Linked DNA regions of Homo sapiens: regions 2, 3 and 4 are each linked to region 1. A link is a contact called in ENCODE Hi-C or POLR2A ChIA-PET data. All regions are on one chromosome and are shown on one strand. Each heading gives the region's core, a stretch centred on a gene start or an enhancer-like site at or near the end of the contact. The rest is flanking DNA. Distances are from core to core; before and after follow the strand shown. Region 1 holds the start of EYA3 (EYA transcriptional coactivator and phosphatase 3). Region 2 holds the start of TMEM222 (transmembrane protein 222). Region 3 holds the start of GMEB1 (glucocorticoid modulatory element binding protein 1). Region 4 holds the start of WDTC1-DT (WDTC1 divergent transcript).

What was found. Hi-C counts contacts between places; a loop is a spot of excess contacts on that map. ChIA-PET counts read pairs that join two places held with the same protein, here RNA polymerase II (POLR2A). Pooled maps may share reads with other maps.
Region 2: a loop to region 1 is called in a map of naive thymus-derived CD4-positive, alpha-beta T cell, with 11 times the contacts of the local background. The contact joins the promoter of TMEM222 here to the promoter of EYA3 in region 1. A Hi-C loop is called at or near these places in 1 of 168 maps with a recorded cell type or tissue (naive thymus-derived CD4-positive, alpha-beta T cell) and 7 of 50 pooled maps. POLR2A ChIA-PET finds 5 or more read pairs at or near these places in 1 of 52 experiments (MCF 10A).
Region 3: a loop to region 1 is called in a pooled map, with 8 times the contacts of the local background. The contact joins the promoter of GMEB1 here to the promoter of EYA3 in region 1. A Hi-C loop is called at or near these places in 6 of 50 pooled maps. POLR2A ChIA-PET finds 5 or more read pairs at or near these places in 3 of 52 experiments (Caco-2, activated B cell and activated T-cell).
Region 4: a pooled map shows a loop between it and region 1 (9-fold over the local background). The contact joins the promoter of WDTC1-DT here to the promoter of EYA3 in region 1. A Hi-C loop is called at or near these places in 6 of 50 pooled maps.

What each region holds. Positions count from the first base shown.
Region 1 is chr1:28,085,181-28,090,843 of GRCh38, reverse strand. EYA3 (EYA transcriptional coactivator and phosphatase 3) reads left to right here and starts at 2,234. Exons shown (of 18, transcript NM_001990.4): 1 at 2,234-2,320. RefSeq lists enhancers at 2,295-2,364, 2,575-2,634.
Region 2 is chr1:27,319,992-27,325,356 of GRCh38, reverse strand. TMEM222 (transmembrane protein 222) reads right to left here and starts at 3,194. Exons shown (of 6, transcript NM_032125.3): 1 at 2,966-3,194. The coding sequence starts at 3,159. It also overlaps the pseudogene ACTG1P20 and the pseudogene RNU6-48P. RefSeq lists enhancers at 2,139-2,685, 2,837-3,186, 2,686-3,233, 3,234-3,780.
Region 3 is chr1:28,665,441-28,670,689 of GRCh38, reverse strand. It overlaps GMEB1 (glucocorticoid modulatory element binding protein 1), which reads right to left and starts at 1,906. Exons shown (of 10, transcript NM_001319674.2): 1 at 1,851-1,906. RefSeq lists enhancers at 665-724, 775-824 and silencers at 1,355-1,644, 1,655-1,764, 1,795-1,934.
Region 4 is chr1:27,232,974-27,238,807 of GRCh38, reverse strand. It overlaps WDTC1-DT (WDTC1 divergent transcript), which reads left to right and starts at 4,379. Exons shown (of 3, transcript XR_947117.2): 1 at 4,379-4,546; 2 at 5,206-5,363. WDTC1 (WD and tetratricopeptide repeats 1) reads right to left here and starts at 4,176. Exons shown (of 16, transcript NM_001276252.2): 1 at 3,857-4,176. RefSeq lists silencers at 3,497-3,546, 3,707-3,756, 3,947-4,096, 4,297-4,356.

The DNA.
Region 1 (5,663 bases), core at 985-3,484:
TTTTGGTTTTTACTCTGAAATAGGAATGCATTGGAGGAAGGATATGATCTAATTAGGGTTTTAACAGGAGCCCATTGCTACTATATTAATAGATTGTGGGGGCCGGGCGTGGAGGCTCACACCTGTAATCCCAGCACTTTGGGAGGCTGAGGCGGGTGGATCACTTGAGGCCAGGAGTTCAAGACCAGTCTGGCCAACATGGCAAAACCCCGTCTCTACTAAAAATATAACAATTAGCCGCGCGTGCTGGCGGGCCCCTGTAATCCCAGCTATTCAGGAGGCTGAGGCAGGAGAACCCAGGAGGCAGAGGTTGCACTGAGCCAAGATCAGGCCAGTACACTCCAGCCTGGGTGACAGAGGGAGGCTCTGTCTGAAAAAAAAAAAAAAAAAAAGATTGTGGGAAGGCAAGAGTATAAATAGGGCACTCACAGTCACTGACTGACTGGTTTATACCAACGGAGGCAGTAAATGGTCAGGTTCTGGACAGATTTTGAAGGCAAATCTTGCAGAACTTGCTGATGGAGTACATGTGGGATATGAGAGAGGAGTTAAGGATCTTAGTAAATGATGTTGCTTAGTACATTGTTGTCATCGGAAGAGGTGATCAAATATACAGTCAAAAAATGTAGAAAAAATAGTTTTTTTTCTGGATTTTGTTATTCGTGGTATTTGTGAGCTAATAAAAATGTTTGTAATTTTTCTCATTATAAAAGGTTCACTTTTATATCTAATATTGTATTTGTAATTTTGGATTTTTTTTTTTTTTAGACAGTCTCGCTCTGTTGCCCAGGCTGGAGTGCAGTGGCATAATCATAACTCACCGCAGCCTCTACCTCCTGGGCTCAGTTAGGTGCGTGCCACCACACCTGGCTAATTTTTCTGGGTTTTTTTTGTTGTTGTTTTGCTTTGTTTGTTTTGTAGAGACAGGGTCTAATTTTGTTGCCCAGGTGATCTCCAACTCCGGGGCTCAAGCAACCGGTCGACCTCGGCGTCCCAAAGTGCTAGGATTTCAGGCATGAGCCACTGTGCCTGGCCTTGATTATTTTAAAGAGGGCCCCCAAATTGAATAAACGTCAAGTCTCCACAAAGCCTGAATTCAACCTTGCTTCTAGCCCATACTTGGGTTGTAATTTAAAATTAACGAAACATTTAAGAATTTTGCTTCCGAAAACAGTGTGCACGAAGTGAATTGTAAGCCTAATATAATATTAAGAATAAACTAAATTTGGGGATAAAAAGATCACCTTGGGGCTCACGCCTGTAATCCCAGCACTTTGGGAGGCCAAGGGATCAACCGAGCTCCAGAGTTGGAGACCAGCCTGGGCAACATGGCGAAACCCCGTCTCTACCGAAAAATACAAAAATTAGCCGGGCGTGGTGGTGCGCGCCGGTAGTCTTAGCTACTCGGGAGGCTGAGGTGGGAGGATCACTTGAACCCAGGAGGCGGGGGTTGCAGTGAGCCGAGATCGCGCCACTGCACTCCAGCCTGGGCGACAGAGCAAGACTCTGTCTCAAAAAAAGAAAAAAAAAAAGGGATGGGCGCGGTGGCTCACGCCTGTAATCTCAGCACTTTGGGAGGCCCAGGCGGGCGGATCACCTGAGGTCGGGAGTTCAAGACCAGCCTGACCAACATGGAGAAACCCCGTCTCTACTAAAACTACAAAATTAGCCGGGCGTGGTGGCACATGCCTGTAATCCCAGCTACTCGAAAGGCTGAGGCAGGAGGATCGCTTGAACCCGGGAGGCGGAGGTTGCAGTGAGCCGAGATCGCGCCATTGCACTCCAGCCTGGGCAACAAGAGCGAAACTCCGTCTCAAAAAAAAAAAAAAAAAAAGATCACCTTGGGCTAGCCTCCCAAATGTCTTCCAAAACTTCCCACTCATTCTCCTTCCCAGTTTTTCTAAATCTACCAAATGCACCCAACACTTCTTACGTTCCTTTTAGCCAGGTAGGGATTACGCGCATTTTTAAAGACCTCCTTAAAAGTGAAGGCTGTAGTACCGTCAGGACTGCCTAGCGCTCACCCAGAAGCTGCTTGTCTCCGAGGCACTAAGAGGGGCGTGGCCATGGGCGTGGCTCGCCGGGCCGGCGGAGTGGGCGGAGCCTAAAAGCTTCCCCGCCCGGTCAGACTCAACACATGCGCCCAGAGGTTTCTAGTGGAACGAGGTGTGGATTGTGAGGTGACTCTGGCCGCTTACTTCCGGTTCCTAGCGATGCGCATCCGGGTCACGCTAACGCCGCGGTTTCCTCCGCTCGATTGGTTCTACTGTGGGTCTGGACTGATCTCCATGTCCTGTTGTGGGGCTTTTACAGCCTTTGGGTGAGTCTCAGCTGCCAACAGGGTCTGAGCGCAGCCGGGCGAGCACAGCGTGAAGGGGGATGGGTCTAGAGTTCTGCCTCGGTCCTTGTGGGTGGGAGTCTCTTCGCCTGTCCCTTGTCACTGCAGTGCTTCACTCACCTCAGCCCTTTCCTTCACGCTGGCCTCGCCTTATTCACCTCAGCTTAGCCTTCTCGCGCTTCCGTGCCTCTGTCGCCTCGCTGTTTTTCCTCAGCCTCATCAGTCCTTTTCCAACCTCGGTTTCTTGCCTTACGCCTCAGCGCTTCTCTCAGCCACTGCCTCTCCTTTTTTCTCCTCCTCCCTTCTTTTAGAACCTCTTTTCCCCTACCCCTGATCTGGGATCTCAGCGTTCTTTCACCTAGCGAGACGGCCCAGCTTCTCATTGTGCTCACTCTTCACCACGAGAAACTGAGCCTCTCCCTAGGGTCCTAGTTCCTTGTCCCCCAACTTTCTTCAGCTTTGATCCTTCCTCCTGGGACCAGTAGGTGACAGTGCTTCTCCTGGGGTTCTTCTGCCTGTCCTTAGCTAGAGGAGAGCTTTGCCAAAGCCCCGAAATGGGAAGACTTCCCCAGCCTGGGGGAAGTTTTGCCTTAAGGCGCCGGGTTAGACTGAACTCTGGTAGCTTCCATAGTTAGGGTACAACAAAGGCGTTCCTAGTTCTTCGCTTTACCTCAGTTTTGGGGCTCTCTCAAGAGCAGCTAACAGGTGGCAGGCACACGGTACTGCTAGCAGTTGGGCTGGCGCGATCTTGTTAATTGACAAGTCATGAAGAAGTTCTGTCAGTTTTGTGTTCCCATGAGAATGGATGTGCACAGCTGAGGCAAAAACGCCAATATTTTGGGACGTTCAGCTCTGTTTTCGGCATGGACGCTTCTTACAGGACACTTGTGATGATAGAGGACAGAATTTGTGGAGAGATCATTAGCCCCAGATTTATGAATTTATTGTGTTGTTTCCGAAAAGTGGTCTGCTGAAGAGTTCACTATAGTAATTTCAAAGTAATCTTTAAACTTAGTATGCACATATGCATTTTTTCATTTTTACTGTATTAAGTTTTCTATTTGTCTTCCTCTTCCTTCATTAGCCAGACTTTACTTAGAATTACATTACTTAGAAGTACATTACTTAGAATATTCTTCTAACTTTTGTATTTTTTTTTCCTTACCATTTCCACCTTTGTAGTAAAACTATCATTTTCTCATTTTGAGATTTAGGGCACCTTTCTTAAATTTCCCTAGAGGTTTAAAGTCATTTATAACATGAAGGAATTGCATTTAATAATGGTTAGTGCTCCCTTTCCCAAATTTTGTGATCTAGAGTATAGGCTTGGGTAATCTTTATTTTTTCCCGATGTTTATAGTGTATATCTAGCACTTGATTGCAGCGGTTTTTGTGTCATCAGTTTCTGTAATCTATAAATTGTGCTTTAAAATGTAGTACTTCAGTATGAACTTAAATACAGCTTTGAGCACCTGCTTATCTTTTGGCTAATTAGCTATAGAAAAATCTTCATTATATGATACATATACATATAAGAGTGTATAGTCCTTGGCTTATTCCAAAATTGGGCTCTCTTCAGCTGTTTTTAGCAAAGGACTTTGGAGCTTGGCCATGTTAGTCCTAGAAGCCACGGAGAAGGACCCTTCTGATTGGCTTTCAGGACTTATCTAACTGCTAAGTGAAGCCTCTTTGAAAGTTTCTTATGTGTACCTCCTCCCCACTACCTAGCTCTAGCTTCTGTCCAACCTGGCCTATTTTCCATCCTTCAAAACAAACCCCAATGTGTATGGCTTACTCCAGCTGCTTCCTTACCTTCAGGTTTGTGGGCTTCATTTAAGCCATGGGAATGCCAGCTTAATTAATGCAGATTAAGATAAGAACATTAAACCCCAAAAATGATGGGAAATCACTCTGTCTTCAAAACAATAGAAAATAATAAAATCTAGTTATAAAGATTATATACCATTGTCACTAGTAAGAAGTGGCACTCTTATTTACAAAACATAAAGAAATTAGGGTTTAGGTCTGGCATGGTGGTTCACACCTATAATCCCCAGCACTTTGGAAGGCCAAGGCCAGAGGATTGGCCAGGAGTTCGAGACCAACCTGGGCAACATAGACAAAATTAGCTTGGTGTAGTGGTGTGCGCCTGTAGTCCCAACTACTCAGGAGGTTGAGGTTGGAGGATTGCTTGAGCCCAAGATTTTGAGGTTACAGTGAGCTGTGATCACATCACTGCGCTCCACAAGGCAACAGAGTGAGACTCTCTTAAAAAAAAAAAAGAAATTACAACTTAAACAGTTAATTTCCAAGGTCATTTTTTTTTAAGTCAAGAAGTCCTATACATGCTCTCAAGAGTAGCGAGTGTTAATTCCATTAAAGCTGTAGGCTGGAAAGCACAATATAGTATTTAGTGGGTCATTTCAGTATATGTCATATATGAATGAGACTATTAGGATAAGAAATCTGTGACATGGATTTTAAAATCCAAAGCCGAAGTCATTTTGCCTTCAAAGAGTGACTAGAGAAAGAAACTGTTTTGTGCAGAAGTAGAAGTTGAAAAGTTTTAGGAGTCTTTTGTTCTTCTAAAATGACTTTGGCCTGTATATTCTGCATTGAAGCCATTAAATGAAATGAGCATCCTGTGTAGTCATTGGAGCAGTTGTGTTCCATGCTGCTGATCTTCAAGCCTGACCCTCCACCTAGCTGCCAAACCAAAACAAACAAACAAACAAACAAACAAACCCAGAGACAGCTTAATGTGTGTTTGTTTTTAAAGCTCAGGAAAAAAAATTACCGTTGATTTTCTACAAAAATTTCTACTTTAGTTGGTAGCCCTAAGGGCTCAATTTAAAATATGTTTCTGCATATTAGTTTTAGGCTTACCAAGTTTTCTTATTTTGGTTTGGTTTGATTATTTTTGGTTCTTTTTTGTCATTTTATTTGCTAATGTACTTTGTCTTACTTGTTTTGTTTGTTTGTTTTTTGGTCCTTGAATCCTGTGTTTACGGAGATGTAGTTTTTTGTTTGTTTGTTTGTTTTTTTGAGACAAAAAACAAAACAAAACCTTGCTCTGTTGGCCAGGCTGTAGTGCAGTGGCACGATCTCGGCTCACTGCAGCCCTGACCTCCTGGGCTGAAGTCATCCTCCCACAGCCTCCAGAATAGCTGGGACTACAGGTTCATGCCACCATACCTGGCTAATTTTGAAATTTTTTTGGAGAGGCAGAGTTTCACCATGTTGCCCAGGCTGATCTCAAACTCCTGGACTCAAGCAATCTGCCTGCCTCGGGCTCTCAAAGTGCTGAGATTAAAGGTGTGAGCCA
Region 2 (5,365 bases), core at 1,945-4,444, 770 kb after region 1:
TGGCCATCTCCTGCTCGAAGTCCAGGGAGACAAAAATATGGAACGCTTCACGAATCTGCATGTCATCCTTGCGCAGGGGCCATGCTAATCTTCTCTGTATCGTTCCAATTTTAGTATATGTGCTGCTGAGGCGAGCACTAAACTGGTTTTTCATGCAGAATTACCAACATCTCTGAGGGGGTAGACAGATCTTTGGGTTCCATTTCCTCCTCTGATCTCTCCTCCAAAGACAGGTGACAGTTACTTGCGCCACATCTATGCCTAGCTCTGCAATCATCACTATACAGTAATACTACGATGGCTAATTGACCTTTCTCTCCCTCCTGCTGGAGGTGAGTCCTTTGAAGGTGACATGGTTTGGATCTGTCCCCGCCAAATCTCCTGTCAAACTGTAGTCCCCATATTGGAGGTGGGGGCTGGTGGTGGGATCATGAGGCTGGTTTTCTCATAAATGGTTCAGCACCATCCCTTTGGTGCTGTTCTCGTGATAGTGAGTTTTCCCAAGATCTGGTTGTTTAAAAGTGTGTAGCATCTCCCCCCTCACTCCCTCTTGCTCCTAATCCCGCCATGTGAGATGCCTCCCTCCCCCTTTGCCTTACACCATAACTGGAAGCTTCCTGAGGTCTCCCCAGAAGCAGAAGCCACTATGCTTCCTGTATAGCCTGCAGAAGCATGGGTCAATTAAACCTCTTTTCTTTAGAAATTATCCAGTCTCAAGTATTAGTGCAAGAATGGACTAACACAGAAGGGAACATGAACCCTTTGACAGGAACACAGTGTCTTATTCATCTTGGTCTTATGAACACCTGTACACAGATCTGAATAGAAATGGGCTATGAGCTGCTTTTGGCCCAGGTGACAAGGGATTGTGGTGCCTCCACCTCACGCTGCTACCATTCTCCGCAGAGGACCACGCCACAGATGGTGTTTTTGAGAATAAGAAAGGCTAAAGAGAGTTTAGGATCACAAGACAGGTTTTAAGAAAACCAATACATTTCCTGAGTATCCCTCCCAGTTATTTTCTTTTTTTTTGAAACGGAGTTTTGCTCTTGTTGTCCAGGCTGGAGTGCAAAAGCACGATCTTGGCTCACCGCAACCTCCACCTCCCGGGTTCAAGTGATTCTCCTGCCTCGGCCTCCTGAGTAGCTGGGATTACAGGCATGTGCCACCACCCCGGCTAATTTTGTATTTTTAGTAGAGATGGGGTTTCTCCATGTTGGTCAGGCTTGTCTTGAACTCCTGACCTCAGGTGATTCGCCCGCCTGGGCCTCCCAAAGTGCTGGGATTACAGGCCTGAGCCACCACGCCCGGCCCCTGTTATTTTCACACTAATATTTTATTTTCTTCACAGCACTCATCACTATCAGGTGCTCTTTTATTAGCTTACTTGTTTACTGTCTATCTCCTTCCACTATGACTTAAACTCTCAAAAGTCTAAAGACCATATCTCCTTTATTCATCACTGTATATTCGCATCACCTAGAACTATCTGGGAACACAGGGGTCACTTAGCACATGTGTTAGAAGAACACTGAATGAATTAATGTGCACATTTTCCTAAGATTTTATTTCACTATTTATTTTGAGACGGAGTTTCACTGTGTTGCCCATGCTGAAGTGCAGTGGTGCAATCTCGGCTCACTGCAAACTCCACTTCCCGGGTTGAGGCGATTCTCCTGCCTCAGCTTCCAGAGTAGCTGGGATTACAGGCACGTGCCACTATGCCCAGCTAATTTTTGTATTTTTAGTAGAGACGGGTTTCGCCACGATGGCCAGGTTGGTCTCGAACTACCTACCGATCCACCCTCCACTGCCTCCCAGAGTGCTGGGATTACAGGCATGAGCCACCGCGCCTGTCCCAATATTTTATTTTTAAAGAACAGATTTGGATGCTCTTATATGCATAAGTACTTGAAAACACAAAATAATTCAAGTATTTTAACATAATTCAAAAACTACGATCTTTTTAGAATCAGCAACACCTAAGGCCCCAAATGATCCCTTCTCCACATCACCACTGGCTGTTATTGATAGCGGAACAAGCTATCCCATCAGGTGAGAGTGGATAAGATGTAGTGCAAAGAGCAAGTTAGATCAGAAGACTGAGCTCTTCATGCCTTTGCTTATTGGGGTGCGAACCTGATCAAGACACTTAATGCTACAAGCAGCTCAGCTTCACCATCTGAGAAGATAACCTACCTTAGAAAATGGATGTTTAATTCTGATAAAATGGGTGTTTAAGAGCTTGGCAAACTATCCAGCACGGTGAGGAGGGGTTACGTTTATCAGCTGTCAAGGTTGAAGCAGGAGGGCAAACCACCTCTCCCCATATGAGAGCTCCTCCCAAAAGGCGCCAAGTAGTACCAGAGCACCTGCTTCTCCCCTGACAAAGGCTGATGTTACAGAAAGAACTTTGGTCTGGGAGGCAGACAACCTGGGATCTAAACCCAGTTTGCAACTGAGATGGCACGTGAGACAAAGGGTTGGACTCTCAGATCTCTGGGGGCCCTTCCAATGTTGACATCCCAGGATCTCGTGTGGTCCCAACCAAACTCCCACTCTTGCTCCCAGACCCAGCAGTATGTCTGGAATATGGTAAGCGACCAGTAAGCATTTGCTCAATGAGAGAATAAACCAGTGAATTAATAAAAATGTCTCCTCAGATCCGATAAGGGGCTCCCTCTTCTACACACTCACAGCTCGAGTCTCCCAGCCACTTGCCCTTTCCTGCTGGCCTACAACTCTCTCCCTGGCTACACCAGGTGTATTGAGAGCAGGGAGCGTGTCCCAGCCGTGTGCACAAACTGGCACTACATGGATGGCGGGGTTCTGGTGACTGGGCGAGGCGTGCGGGCCAGACCCGAGGAAAAGGCTTGCTGCGCGTTGGGGCCGGAGGCTAGCCCGGCCCGACTCCGGCTCTCCCTGGGCCCTCCTCGTCCCCAGGCGGATGCCGGAAGAGACTCACGTGAGCACCGGGATGGGCGTCCACACCACGCAGTAGGGGAAGCGACTCCGTTCCACATCCATGGCGACGCCGCCGGAGCCTTGATATTGCTTCATGTCCGTCTCGGCCGCCGTCGGCGCCTCCACTTCCGCCATCCTGGGCGGGGGTGGCGGCGGCGGCAACAAGAGCAGAGAACTCCCTTCCGCTTCCGCCATGCGGCGCGCGCCCCGCTCCGACTGGCCCCGGCTCTGGTGCCGCTCGTCCCCATGGCGTCACTTCCCGGAGATGGGGTCCGCCCCGCTTGGCCTTCCCCCGGGAATCCGAGCCGCGTTCCTCTGGGCCCGGCCAGCCCCGCCCCACTCCCTATGCGCCTGCCAGCCCCGAGTCTTTGCCGCTTATGCCCCGCGGCTGCAGAAGGGATGCTCTCAGGCAGTTCGCAGTCTAGCGCCGGAGACTTATAGAGAACTCTAATTCAGTACGCTGAGGGCTCCTAGGAGGTGTGGTACAGTCGCTATTTATTGAGCACTTCTTAGGTGCCAAGCACTTGACATGAATTGTTTCTAATCCCCATAAACTAATTAGACATCCAAATTAGGTATTCCCTCCTGTTACAGGTGAGAAACTGAGGTTCAAAAGGTGAGAGACCACGATGCAAACCCAAGTCTTTTTTTTTTTTTTTTTTTCTGAGGCGGAATTTTTTCTCTTGTTGCCCAGGCTGGAGGGCAATGGCACAATCTCGGCTCACTGCAACCTCCACCTCCCAGGTTCAGGCGATCCTGCCTCGGCCTCCCGAGTAGCTGGGATAACAGGCGCGTGCCACCACGCCCGGCTAATTTTTGTATTTTTAGTAGAGGTGGCGTTTCACCATGTTAGCCAGGATGGTCTCAAACTCCTGACCCTGTGATCCGCCCGCCTTGGCCTCCCAAAGTGCTGGGATTACAGGCGTGAGCCACCGCGCCTGGCCCAAACCCAAGTCTTATACCTCCCTTGCCCTTTTCATTCTGTGGCCCTCTCACGAGGTAGTGGTAGCATAAAGGAAGACACACACAGTTGTGTGTGCGCACGTGTGTGTGTGTGTGTGTTTTATTGTATATACAGGGAAGACTTGCTGGAAGATAGGATATTATTGAGTTGAGTCTTGATGTTTGCCATGTGGCACAGGAGTGGAAGTATGAGTGCAGCGGTACAAAGAAAGGAAGGCCGTGCAGAGCAGTGTGTGCAAGAGTGTGAATACTTACTGGAGTAAATCATAAGCCTTAGATGTGATCCAATCCCTTCATTGTACAAATGGGAAAACGGGCTCAGGGAAGTTAATTGTTTGAGATCACACACAACCATAATTAGAGAGAAGCCAGGCTCAAATGTTGGAGACTTTTGGCTTTTTAAAGGATGTCAAGACAAAGAAAATGAAGTCTACTGGGGTCTACTGGGGTGGGGAGGGGAAGTTGGGGACAGCCCAAAGTCAGAAGGAAGGCTGCCACTAAAAATCAGCCTTAAAGAAAAAAAAAAAAGAATAAAAAGAGTAATCAGGTAAAGGAAGGTATGGACAAATGCACTCAGGAAGTTAGGAGCTTCCCATTTGGGGAAGGTCCTTCTTCCACTGAATTACCCTCCCTCAATGCTGATCTATGGAGAGCTTGCTGTCCTGTTTGTAGCACCTAATATTTTCATGTTTTTTTGTGGGGGATGTCTGTCTCTGCTATAGAACTCTAAGGTCCTTGACTTCAGTAGCTGGCACAGTTCCTGGTGCAAAGCATATGCCCACTAGATGTTTACTGATTTATTAGGTGATTGAATAAATGGATGTTTTATAAAGACCTCAGAGATTCGCAGGCATGATAATGATTACAGTGGGTTAGAAAATGATTCTAACCCACTCCAAATTCTTTGAGCACGTTTGTACCTCTCCTTGACCCCTGTGCAGTGTGTGATCCTTGAAGGGCAACAACCAGCATCCAGCACAGGGTTTGGAATAGATTAGGTGTGTAGTTTACAGTTGTTGAGAATAAATTACATGACTTCTTGATTCAATCACTGTAGTTATCTAATCTCTTCTGGACCACAGGCTGTGAGGAAGGTCTGTGCCTTAGACATCTCCCTACCATGACTGTCAGCCCATAATTCTAGCACAGGGTTGCTGGGTACCCTTTAAACATTTATTGTAGGTATTGATGAATAAACAACCAAAGTAAGTCTCTCAGGGCCTGCCACAAGTTTGGTAGTACTAATACACGTACCACATTTAATCTGCCAAACTTCAATGGCTTCCCGTTGCACTTCGTATGAAACACAAATATCTTACTATGGCTCACAAAGCCCTGCACCATCTGGACCCATGCCCCTTCCTTATTTACTATACTACAGCCATCCTGGCCTTTTCTTTCAGTTCCTCTCATGCACTCCTTCATATTCCAGGGACTT
Region 3 (5,249 bases), core at 657-3,156, 580 kb before region 1:
CATCCTGGCTAACATGGTGAAACCCCGTCTCTACTAAAAACACAAAAAAATTAGCCTGGTTGGGCCAGGCGCAGTGATTCACGCCTGTAATCCCAGTACTCTGGGAGGCTGAGGATGTGGGATCACCTGAGGTTGGGAGTTCGAGACCAGCCTGGCCAACATGGTGAAACCCCGTCTCTATTAAAAATACAAAAATTAGCTGGGTGTGGTGGCGGGCGCCTGTAGCCCCAGCTACTCGGGAGGGTGAGGCAGGAGAATCGCTTGAACCCAAGAGGCGGAGGTTGCAGTGAGCTGAGATCGCGCCATTGCACTCCAGTCTGGGCAACAGGAGTGAAACTCCGTCTCAAACAACAACAACAACAACAACAAAATTGGCTGGTGTGGTGGCACGCGCCTGTAGTCCCAGCTACTCGGGAGGCTGAGGCAGGAGAATCGTTTGAACCCAGGAGGCGGAAGTTGCAGTGAGCCACCACTCCAGCCTGGGCGATAGAGTGAGACTCCGTCTCAAAAAACAAATAAATAAATAAATAAATAAAAAGGGTCCCCAAATGCACTTTGGTAACTATTAGAAGAGGCAAGGAGGAAGAAGATAATCCCTCAAGACTAGAATTATGTCTGACAGTCTCTTTTCCTAAAACCCGTCTTGATTGGCCTAAACAGACACCAATCAAGGCCCCATCTGTGTCTACTAGGAAGTGGTTTTGAGATTTCTCTCATCTTGAGAGAATCCAGGGCTGCGCCTGCTCTGCTGTCTAGGTCAAGACTTCACCCTCTTGTCTTGTGGATCATCCTCCAAAGACCCTCGGGTTGAGATTTTGCCTTCATCTCTCCTGCCCCTCAATTAGATAACACCTGGCCAATTCCTGTCATTTCAGAAAGCGGGAACACCTTAAGCATCTTTCCTCAACGATCTCTGCTTCTCTCAAAAAGATAGGTTTCTCCATCCCCTGACCGAGCGGGTTACTTTGTTCTCCACCTAGACATCAAGAGGCACCTAGACACCTTCCATCCCCTCAGGTTTGGACGCTGCTCTTTCGTACTTCAGGAGGCTCTAGGAGTCTTCCTACCACGCGCTCATCTGTGGGGAGACCTGGGCCTGCTCACTTCCCCTTAGAGCTCCTCTTCCTTCCCTGCCTTTGGAAAAAACCTGCCCTTTTTTCCCTTGTTCTGAGTGGCCGAGGCCTCTACCGCGCCCCTCGGGATAAGCTGGACTCTGCTCTCCTCAGAAGAACCCACTCTGTACTCTTGCTCTCCCGCCAAGGCTCCGAGAGGGTCTCCTCCCAGGCGGGCATCCGGGCTTCCAGCACCTATCGTCCCCCTCCCACTGGGCAGGACCCAGGCCTCCAACCAGCTCCTCATCCAAGGGCCCGGTGCTCCCCGGACCCCGCCTTTGGGGATACCCCAGGCTCCCCGGACCCCTCGATGGGGTCCTGGGCGCCTGGCCCTCTCAGTCCGGAGTCACTCCGGCCCCTCCTGGCCCCTGAGCCGAGTACTTCCGGGCCCCTCGGTCCGGGGGCGCCGGGGCCCCCCCAGTGGTGGACTCGCCGGTTCCCGCCGCCCTGGTCTGGGGCCCGAGCCCCGGCGGCGCGGCCGGCTGCGCTGGGGGCGGCCCGGCGGCTCGGGCGGACCCAGCGGCAGCGTCCCCCCACCCCCCCGCGGCGCCGCGACGTCCGCTCGCTCCCCGGCGGCGGCGGCGGCACGCACAGGGCGTGGGGAGGCGCCCGCGGAGGCAGCAGCCCCCCGCCCCCTGCGCGCCCGCCCGCCCTCGCCGGCCGCCGCGCGGCCCCCGCGCCCGCCCCCCCGCCCCCACCCCACCCCGCGCCCGCGCGCCCACCCCTCCCCCTCCTCACCGTCTCCGTCGGGCGGGCGGGCGGCGAGCGGCCAGGGCGGGCAGGCGACGGAGCATGCGCAGAGGCCGCCACGGCAGCTACCGCCACCGCCGCCGCCAGGCCGGGCTTCAACACTTCCGGCCGCCGCCGCCGGAGAGCTGGCGCCTTAAAGGGGACGCGTCCCTATTGCCGGTCCCACCGAGGATTAACCTTAGCCAAGGGATTTGGGCCTTACCTAAGCAGAATTCTTTCGCCCTTGAAAATCAGTGTTGGAAAGGTCGCTAGAGACCCCAGTAACTCTCCTTCCCGCACTCATAGATGAGGAAAATAGGCCCTAAATGAAAGAATCACCTCAACCACAATTGAGGGCCAAGCTAGCTTTCTCGACTCCTCTGGAGGACTCTACTCCATTTACCTCCCCAAATCCTGTTTTATGAAGTTTACATCTTATCGGACCCTTCAAGTTACAATCCAGCTATCAGTTTGCAATCAGAAGATCTGCATAGATCAGTAACTGGTCACGAGTCCTTGAGCAAGCCCTAAGCATTGTCTGACCCGTGCCTGTTTGCCAAGTTTTTCCTGCTTGTGAGTTTCTGGGTTGAAGTCTTGACTCCCCTGCTGGAAGTGTAAACGACTCTGGAGGAATTTCTTGACAGCTCTAAACCTGTTTCCGATAAGACATAATGTGAGTGCTAAAGAAGGTGATACCTGCATGAAAAGTGCTTCAGAGAGTTCCTGGGGTCAGTAATAGTAATTAACAAGTATTAAGACCTTTATTTTTTATTTATTTATTTATTTTTTTAGACAGAGTCTTGCTCTTTGGCCAGGCTGGAGTGCAGTGGCGCGATCTCGGCTCACTGCAGCTTCAGCCTCCTGGGTTCAAGTGATTCTCCGGCCTCAGCCTCCCGAAGAGCTGGCACTAGAGGCGCGCGACACCACGCCCGGCAATTTTTTTTTTTTTTTGTATTTTAGTAAAGACAGGATTTCACCATGTTGGCCAGGATGGTCTCAATATCTGACCTCATGATCCACCCGCCTGGGCCTCCCAAAGAGCTGGGATTACAGGCGTGAGCCACCGCGCCCGGCCGTATTAAGACCTTTCTATGGCCAGGTGTGGTGGCTTACGCCTGTAATCCCACACTTTGGGAAGCCGAGGCGGACAGATCACTTGAGACCAGGAGTTCGAGACCAGCCTGGGCAACATGGTGAAACCCCGTCTCTACTAAAAATACAGAAATTAGCCGGGCGTCGTGGCACGCGCCTCTAGTCCCAGCTACTCAGAAGGCTGAGCCAGGAGAATCACTTGAACCCGGGAGGCGGAGGTTGCAGTGAGCCGAGATCAGGCCATTGCACTCCAGCCTGGGCAACAGAGTGAGACTCTATCTCAAAAAACAAACAAACAAAAAGACCTTTCTATGGCCTATGGCTTGGTGAAGATGCTTCTGTCTTGTATAATCCTCACAGCAACCCTACTAAGTAAGTTTCTCTTTTTTTTTTTTTTTGAGACGGAGTCTTGCTCTGTCGCCCAGGCCGGAGTGCAGTGGCGCAATCTCGGCTCACTGCAAGCTCCGCCTCCTGGGTTCACACCATTCTCCTGCCTCAGTCTCCTCAGTAGCTAGGACTACAGGCGTCCGCCACTACGCCTGGCTAATTTTTTTGTATTTTTTAGTAGAGACAGGGTTTCACCGTCTTAGCTAGGATGGTCTCGATCTCCTGACCTTGTGATCCGTCCGCCTCAGCCTCCCAAAGTGTTGAATTACAGGCGTGAGCCACCGCGCCCGGCCCTTCTTTTCTTTTCTTTCTTTTTTTCTTTTTTTTGGTGGGGGGGACCGGTCTGGGTTGATCTCCCAGGCTGAGTGCAGTGGCGGGATCTCGGCTCACTGCAGCCCCAGCCTCCAGTGCTCAAGCAGTCCTCCTGCCTCAGCCCCCGGAGTAGCTGGGACCACAAGCAGGAACCACCATGCCTGGCTAATTTTTACATTTTTAGTAGAAATGGGGTTTTACCATGTTGCCCACTCTGGTCTCTAACTCCTGGGCTCAAGCAATCCTCCTGCCTTGGCCTCCCAAAGTGCTGGGATTACAGGTGTGAGCCACCATAATTGTTTGTTTATTGATTGATTGATTTGGAGACGGAGTCTCGGTCTGTGCAGTGGTGCGATCTTGGCTGCCTCCCAGGTTAAAGCGATTCTCCTGCCTCAGCCTCCCGAGTAGCTGGGACTACAAGCACGAGCCACCACGCCTGGTTAATTTTTTGTATTTTTAGTAGAGACGGGGTTTCACCGTGTTGGCCAGGATGATCTCGATCTCTTGACCTCATGATCTGCTGCCTTGGCCTCCCAAAGTGCTGGGATTACAGGCATGAGCCATCGCGCCCAGCCAATTTTTGTATTTCTGGTAGAGACAGGGTTTCACCATGTTGGCCAGGATGGTCTCAATCTCTTGACCTCGTGATCCTCCTGCCTCAGTCTCCCAAAGTGCTGGCATTACAGGCGTGAGCCACCGTGCCTGGCCATTTATTTTTATTTAGTTATTTTGGAGGATAGAGTCTCCTCCTGGGCACAAGTGATCCTCCAATCTTGACTTCCCGAGTAGCTGAGACTATAGGCTTGCACAACCACGCCCAGCTCCTTTTTGTATTTTTCATAGAGCTGGGGTTTCACCATGTTACCAAGGCTGGTCTCAAATTCCTGAGCTCAAGTGATCCACCCACCTCGGCCTCCCAAAGTGCTGGAATTATAGTCGTGGGCCACCGTGCCTGGATGATAACTGATTTTTTTTTTTTTTTTTTTGAGATGGGGTCTCGCTCTGTCGCCAGGCTGGAGTGCAGTGGCCCTACAATCTCAGCTCACTGCAGCCTCTACCTTCTGAGTTCAAGGGATTCTCCTGCCTCAGCCTCCTGAGTAGCAGGGATTACAGGCATGTGCTGCCACACCTGACTAATTTTTGTATTTTTGGTAGAGACGGGGTTTCACTATGTTGGCCAGGCTGGCCCCAAACTCATGACCTTAGGTGACCCACCCGCCTCGGTCTCCCAAAGTGCTGGGATTACAGGCCACTGTTCCTGGCCTATAACTGATATTTTTTTTTTTTTGAGACAGAGTCTCACTCTTGTCACTCAGGCTCGAGTGCAGTGGTGCCATCTCGGCTCACTGCAACCTCTGACTCCTGAGTTCAAGTGATTCTCCTGCCTCAGCCCCGGAAGTAGCTGGGATTACAGGTCCCCACCACCACACCTGGCTAATTTTTGTATTTTTAGCAGAGACGTCGTTTCACCGTGTTGGGCAGGTTGGTCTCAAACTCCTAACCTCCGGTGATCTGCCTGGAGCCACCACTTCTGGCAACTGATTTTTTAAAAGACAAAAACTTCAAGCATCATCTGGTCTCTCCTCCAGCCTGGAACAGTGTCTCTGGCTGTCCACC
Region 4 (5,834 bases), core at 3,130-5,629, 850 kb after region 1:
GGATCACCTGAGGTCAGGAGTTCAAGACCAGTCTGGTCAACATGGTGAAACCCCATCTCTACAAAAATACAAAAATTAGATGGGCGTGGTGGTACATGCCTATAATTCCAGCTACTTGGGAGGCTGAGGCATGAGAATCACTTGAACCTGGGAGGCAGAGGTTGCAGTGAGCCGAGATCATGCCACTGCACTCCAGCCTGGAAGATGAAGTGAGGCATGGGAATCACTTGAACCTGGGAGGCAGAGGTTGCAGTGAGCTGAGATCATGCCACTGCACTCCAGCCTGGATGACGAAGTAAGACTCTGTCTCAAAGAAAAAAAAAAGATGTGGCAAACTCTCTGCTTGAATATCTGCAATGATGGGTAACTCACTCCCTCACAAGGCAGCCCATTTTGTTTTTAGAAAGCTACATTATCTCCTATCAAACCAAAGTCTACCTTCTTGGAAATTATGTCATTTAATCCTGAGATGCCTTCTAGAATCACAGAGAACATCCAGTTTCCTTTCCCCATGACAATCTTCAAGTATTTGAATGAGGTATCATGTTCCCCCAGGCTCTTAGCCTTGGTCTTTTCAGTTCTTCTTCATGTGTCACAGTCCCAGAGGCAATTCAATATCACAGAGCAGAGAGACCTGGGTTTGAATTCCAGTCCTTCCTCTTACTTGCTGTGTGACCTTAAGCAAATAACTTAATTTCTCTGAATCTGTTTCTTCATAGGTATAATAGGGAAAATGATTCTCACCTCACAGGACAGTCATGAAGGTTACACTGGATAAAGTAAAAATACTAGCTAGCACTGAGCTCAAGATATACCAGGCCCTGAATAAAATGTCAGTCACTTTTTAGGACATATCCCAACTGGCAAATACCTCTCAAAGTAAATTAACTACACCAAGGAACTGGCTTCTTTCTTTTTTTTCTTTTCTTTTCTTTTTTTTTTTTTTGAGATGGAGTTTCACTTTTGTTGCCCAGGCTGGAGTGCAATGGCACGATCACAGCTCACCGCAACCTCCACCTCCTGGGTTCAAGCGATTTTCCTGCCTTAGTAGGAAAATCCCTCCTGAGTAGCTGGGACTACAGGCGCGTGCCACCATGCCCGGCTAATTTTTTTTGTATTTTTAGTAGAGATGGGGTTTCACCGTGTTAGCCAGGATGGTCTCAATCTCCTGACCTCGTGATCTGCCCACCTCAGCCTCCCAAAGTGCTGGGATTACAGGCGTGAGCCACCGCGCTCAGCCAGGAACTGGTTTCTAATAGCAACTGCCAGAACTTTGGCTTTTCAAGAGATGACAGCTAAGAAAGTACAACCTAAGGGTTTTGTGGGCCCAGCAATCTGCAATGGCAGCCTAAAGATACAGTGGAGCATCTGGAAAGGTGAGGTGGAAAGAAGAAAGGAAACAGAATAGATAACTAAACCAGTGACCCAAAGAAAACACAAGTATCACCAGATTACATGTTCTGTTTGACTTCCTCTCTGAGACTCAGAACTGCACATGTCAGCAACATTCCTTAATTTTTAAAAAGAGAGAAGAGAGTGGTCACGGAGGCCGTGTCTGTAGTCCCAGCTACTAGGAAGGCAGAGGTACGAGAATCCCTTGAGCTCAGGAGTTTGAGACCAGCCCAGGCAACAGAGTGAGACCCCATCTCAAAAAAATAAAAATAAAAGGAGAGGCCAGGTGCGGTGGCTCACACCTGTAATCCCAGCACTCTGGGAGGCCGAGGTCGGTGGATCACGAGGTCAGGAGTTCAAGACCAGCCTGGCCAAGATGGTGAAACCCCATCTCTACTAAAAATACAAAAATTAGCTGGGCATGGTGGCAGGCACCTGCAATCCCAGCTACTTGGGAGGCTGAAGCAGAGAATTGCTTGAACCCAGGAGGCTGAGGTTGCAGTGAGCTGAGATCGCGCCACTGCACTTCAGCCTGGGCAACAGAGCAAGACTCCATCTCAAAAAATAAATAAATAAATACATACATACATAAAGGAGAAAAAAATAAAAATAATTAAAGACCAAGTCATAGTCTAGATCTTCCTTAGCAGTTGGCCCAAGATCCACAAATGTTTGGCAGTGGGCTTCAAGATTTTCAGTTGTCTTTCCAGATCCTAAAGTCTAGGTGTGCAAAAACACCCTACATAAGATGCCCAATGAGTCAATACTGAACTCCTCCCGGCTAAAAAAAACTGTCAATTGTATGAAACTGGTAAATAGTTGTTAACATCATCATCATAATATTTACACGTGTTCTCTCTTTCCCTCGTGACCCTCAATGAAGGTGTCCCAGGCAGAAATATGGGCTACTGCTCAATTATTCGGCAGAGTTGATCCAAAAGCACTGTTCCTTCAAATTGAGATAAGACTCGAACAGAAGTGCTCCCATATAGGTCAAAAAAGGAAAGGAGAGCAGGACTCCAGCCTTAAAGCAGCATGATCACAAACTATGACGGAAAAGGTCATTTCCCACCTGCCAACGAAATACAACAACCTACAATGAAGAAACCTCAGTAAGTCTCAGACTTGGCCCAAAGGAGCCCAACTAGTTACTCCCTGGTCTGTTACAGAGGATCTGGCTATTACACTCAACAGCAAAAATTCAATTCAATCCCGCTAAAGATATAAGAATCACAAGGAAGAATAAGCCAGAACTCAAGACAGAAATAGCATTAAGTAGTTCCTTCAGTACAGTGAGCAGAAGCTGGCCACTCAACGACTCTAAAAGACACAGAAAAGCTTAGTAGGGACCACTGGGCATACCGGTGTCCTAGGTGGGGATTTCGTAACGTCTTTGAGTCAGAAGCTGCCCTCAAAATAGTTTCTTCTCAAAACGGTTTCAGGCTTTGTTAGAAAGGGAAGACTTCACTGCCACTTTACCCAGATCATCTACCCCATCCTTGGAATGAATGGGGAAGCTTCAGCCACCCTACCAGGCTCCTAAAATCACCAACTTGAGAGAAAAACTATAACGTTGCTCTACCAGTACTTCAGGAGGTTAAAGAAAGTCACAGAAGAAAAGAACTCTGGGGAAAACAGTCAAATTCGGCTATTAAGACATTAGTTACAGGCCCCTGTACCTCTCCTCTAGAAACCCTGGGAGTACACCCGCAGAGGAGAGAGAGCCCAAGCCACCAAGCAAAGTCAACCAATCTGGCAAAGGGGCGTCCCACTGCGGCTTTCAGTCCAAGAAGTGGATCCTGCTGGTTCGCAGTCTCTCTTCTATCTCCTCACTTCCTATTTACCCTTTGAAGTGGGTACTGAATAGCCCGTTCCCAAGCAGAGGCCCTTTGTATACGGGGTGCTACAGTCGCCTGGTGGAAACACCTTGGCAGAGTTGTTTGGTGCCAGGATGGGCCACTGAAGGCATCTGCTGTGGACACACACACACACACACACACACACACACACACACACACACAGAAAGAGAGAGAGAAAAACAGAAAGAGAGAGAGCGAGAAGCTAAGAGGGCAGGTCAGGTCGGCGTTGCCCTCCCAGCACTTACACCTGCCCCTTCTTCCTGACTCCGGCGCCAGATCAGATGTCAAACAAAAACTCCGCAAAAAAGTCCCATGATGGAATGACTTCCACCTCTCCCTCCGCAGAGCCTCCCCGGACTCCCACAGCCTCCCCCCGCGTCCCGACCAAACCCTCCGCCCCCACCCCGCCCCCGGACCACTCTGCCCTCCGCCCCGGCGAGGCCTGGCCCCTCTCGGGACACCCGGGGCCCCGAGGCGGGTAGGCTCAGGCCCCCAGGCCGGCAGGGCTGGAGCCGGCCCAGAGCGGGCGGCCCGTTCACCGGGGCTGCGGGAGCCGGTCCCCGCCTCGGCGCCCGCGGAGGGCAGGGGGCGGCGGTGACCCGTACCTGTCAGGTCTCTTCCCCCGACCGGCAGCGGCGCAACTTCAGGAGCCCATGTCCGTCCGGGGGGGGCGGCCCCTCTCCCGGGAAGGGGGGCGCGGATCCCGGGGAGGGGGCTGGGGGGCTCGAGCAGTTCTAGCCCCTTCCCATGCTCCCCGCCCGGCGCCTGGCCGGGGCCGGACAGCGCCTCCGCCCGCCCCTGCGCACCGCCTCACACCCGCGCTCACACACACTCACACTCCCTCGCGCGCTCTCACACACGCACTCCCCTCCCTCCTCCTCCTCTGTTTATCTCCTCCAGCTGTCTGGGGACCCAGGAGAAGCCCAGCAACGCGCCTGCGCCACGCAGTCTCCGCCTCCGCCCTGCGCCTCGCAGCCGGCGGGTACGCTACGAAGACTGCGCCCGGCCGCTTCCAGAATGGCTAGCCGGGCCCCCCCACTTACCCCCCCGCGCCCGGTCAACGTCTGCTGCCGGCGGCGCCCACTAACCTGCTAGTGGGGGAGCCCCGCACCGCCGTGGCCAATGGGCTTCGCCGCTTGCGGGACCGGCAGCCAGTGGGCGGGCGGGAAAGCTGGGCTAAGCCCTGGGGCACCCTGGGAGTCGTAGTTTTTCGCCGTCGAGGAGTTCCTGCAGAGCGGGCTCACCCCGCCCGGTTGCCATTAGTTACCCGGACGCACCTCCCACCCCACCACCGGGTAAAACGCTCCTCACACCGCTTCTGGGACACCCGCCCACACGCTCGCCCACTGAACCCCAGGTCCCCTCACAGCCCCTTAAGAGCTCCTAAGACTTCCTCTCAGCCCCCGAATTCTGGGACCTCTCAGGCTAGGGCCCCGGGGGGCTCCTCAGCCCACTCCTTCCTGCTCTGGGGGGCTGCTGAAGTGGCACAGTCCTCACTGACGTCTCCTGGGCCTTAAGGAAGAGAATGAAAGAGAATCGGGCCTACGCTGAGTAGCCTGGAGAGGAGTCAGCCACACACACTCTGGGTGCCCTCGGGGTGATGGGAGCGACTAGGTCCATCTGACCCTAGCGGAGTCACTGCTGCTCCCACCTCTGAGGAAGAGACGCAGTTCCAGCCTTGTGGAGTCCCGGGTCTGATGGAGGAGAGACCCTCCTCTTTATTAAGGAAGTTCCCAAGGTGACAAGGGTGGCACTAAGCCTATCTTCTTAAGGCAGAGACCAGGCCCCACCCGTGAAACCTCAAGTCAGAAAGGGAAGACGTGTCACCTTCTGACAAAGGAAACTTGTCACCCATAGGGTGCCATTTGTCAGATACTAACAATAATTCACTTTTATTCGCACTGGATTGGGTACAGTCTCTTAGCTAGGTACTATTGCTGTCTGTGTTTTGCAGAAAAGGAAAGCTGAAGCAGAAAGGCTAAAAGCAACTTGCCCCCGGGGTCCTGATAAGTTGGCAAATTGGGAATTAGACCCAGATCTGCCTGACACCAGAGTCTGAGCCTTTTAACACTGCCTGTCTTTCCTGTGAAAACCAGACAGCACCCGCTCTCAGTAAGGACTGAATATATGTATTTGGCATTTATAGTGTTTATCACTCCATGTGTCGCTTGTTTTTTTTTTTTTTTTTTTTTTTTTTTTCCAATTCTGCTCACATCATGAGTACGAATTTGTCTGTGAATACCTGAATACTCCCAGAGACAAAGGTAGTATTCTAATTGCTGGTGATTTCTCCGCAAGGGAGATTTCTCCCCATTTAGAGGAGTAAGAACCTATCCTTGTGAAACCGCTCACAAAGCCTTTTATGCCTTTCTCCTAAAAATATTGTGGGTCATTCCCCCTGAACTCTCCACCACAGCTGTTCTACTGAATATAAAAAATCATAGACTTTGGGACTAGAAGAAAGCTTTGAGATCATCTATCTGCAGCTCCCCAGGTTCAGGCTGCAACCTTGGTTAGGGTCATTGGGTTAATTAAACTGAATAATATCTAACATTTATTGAATACTTACCATGGGAGATAAGT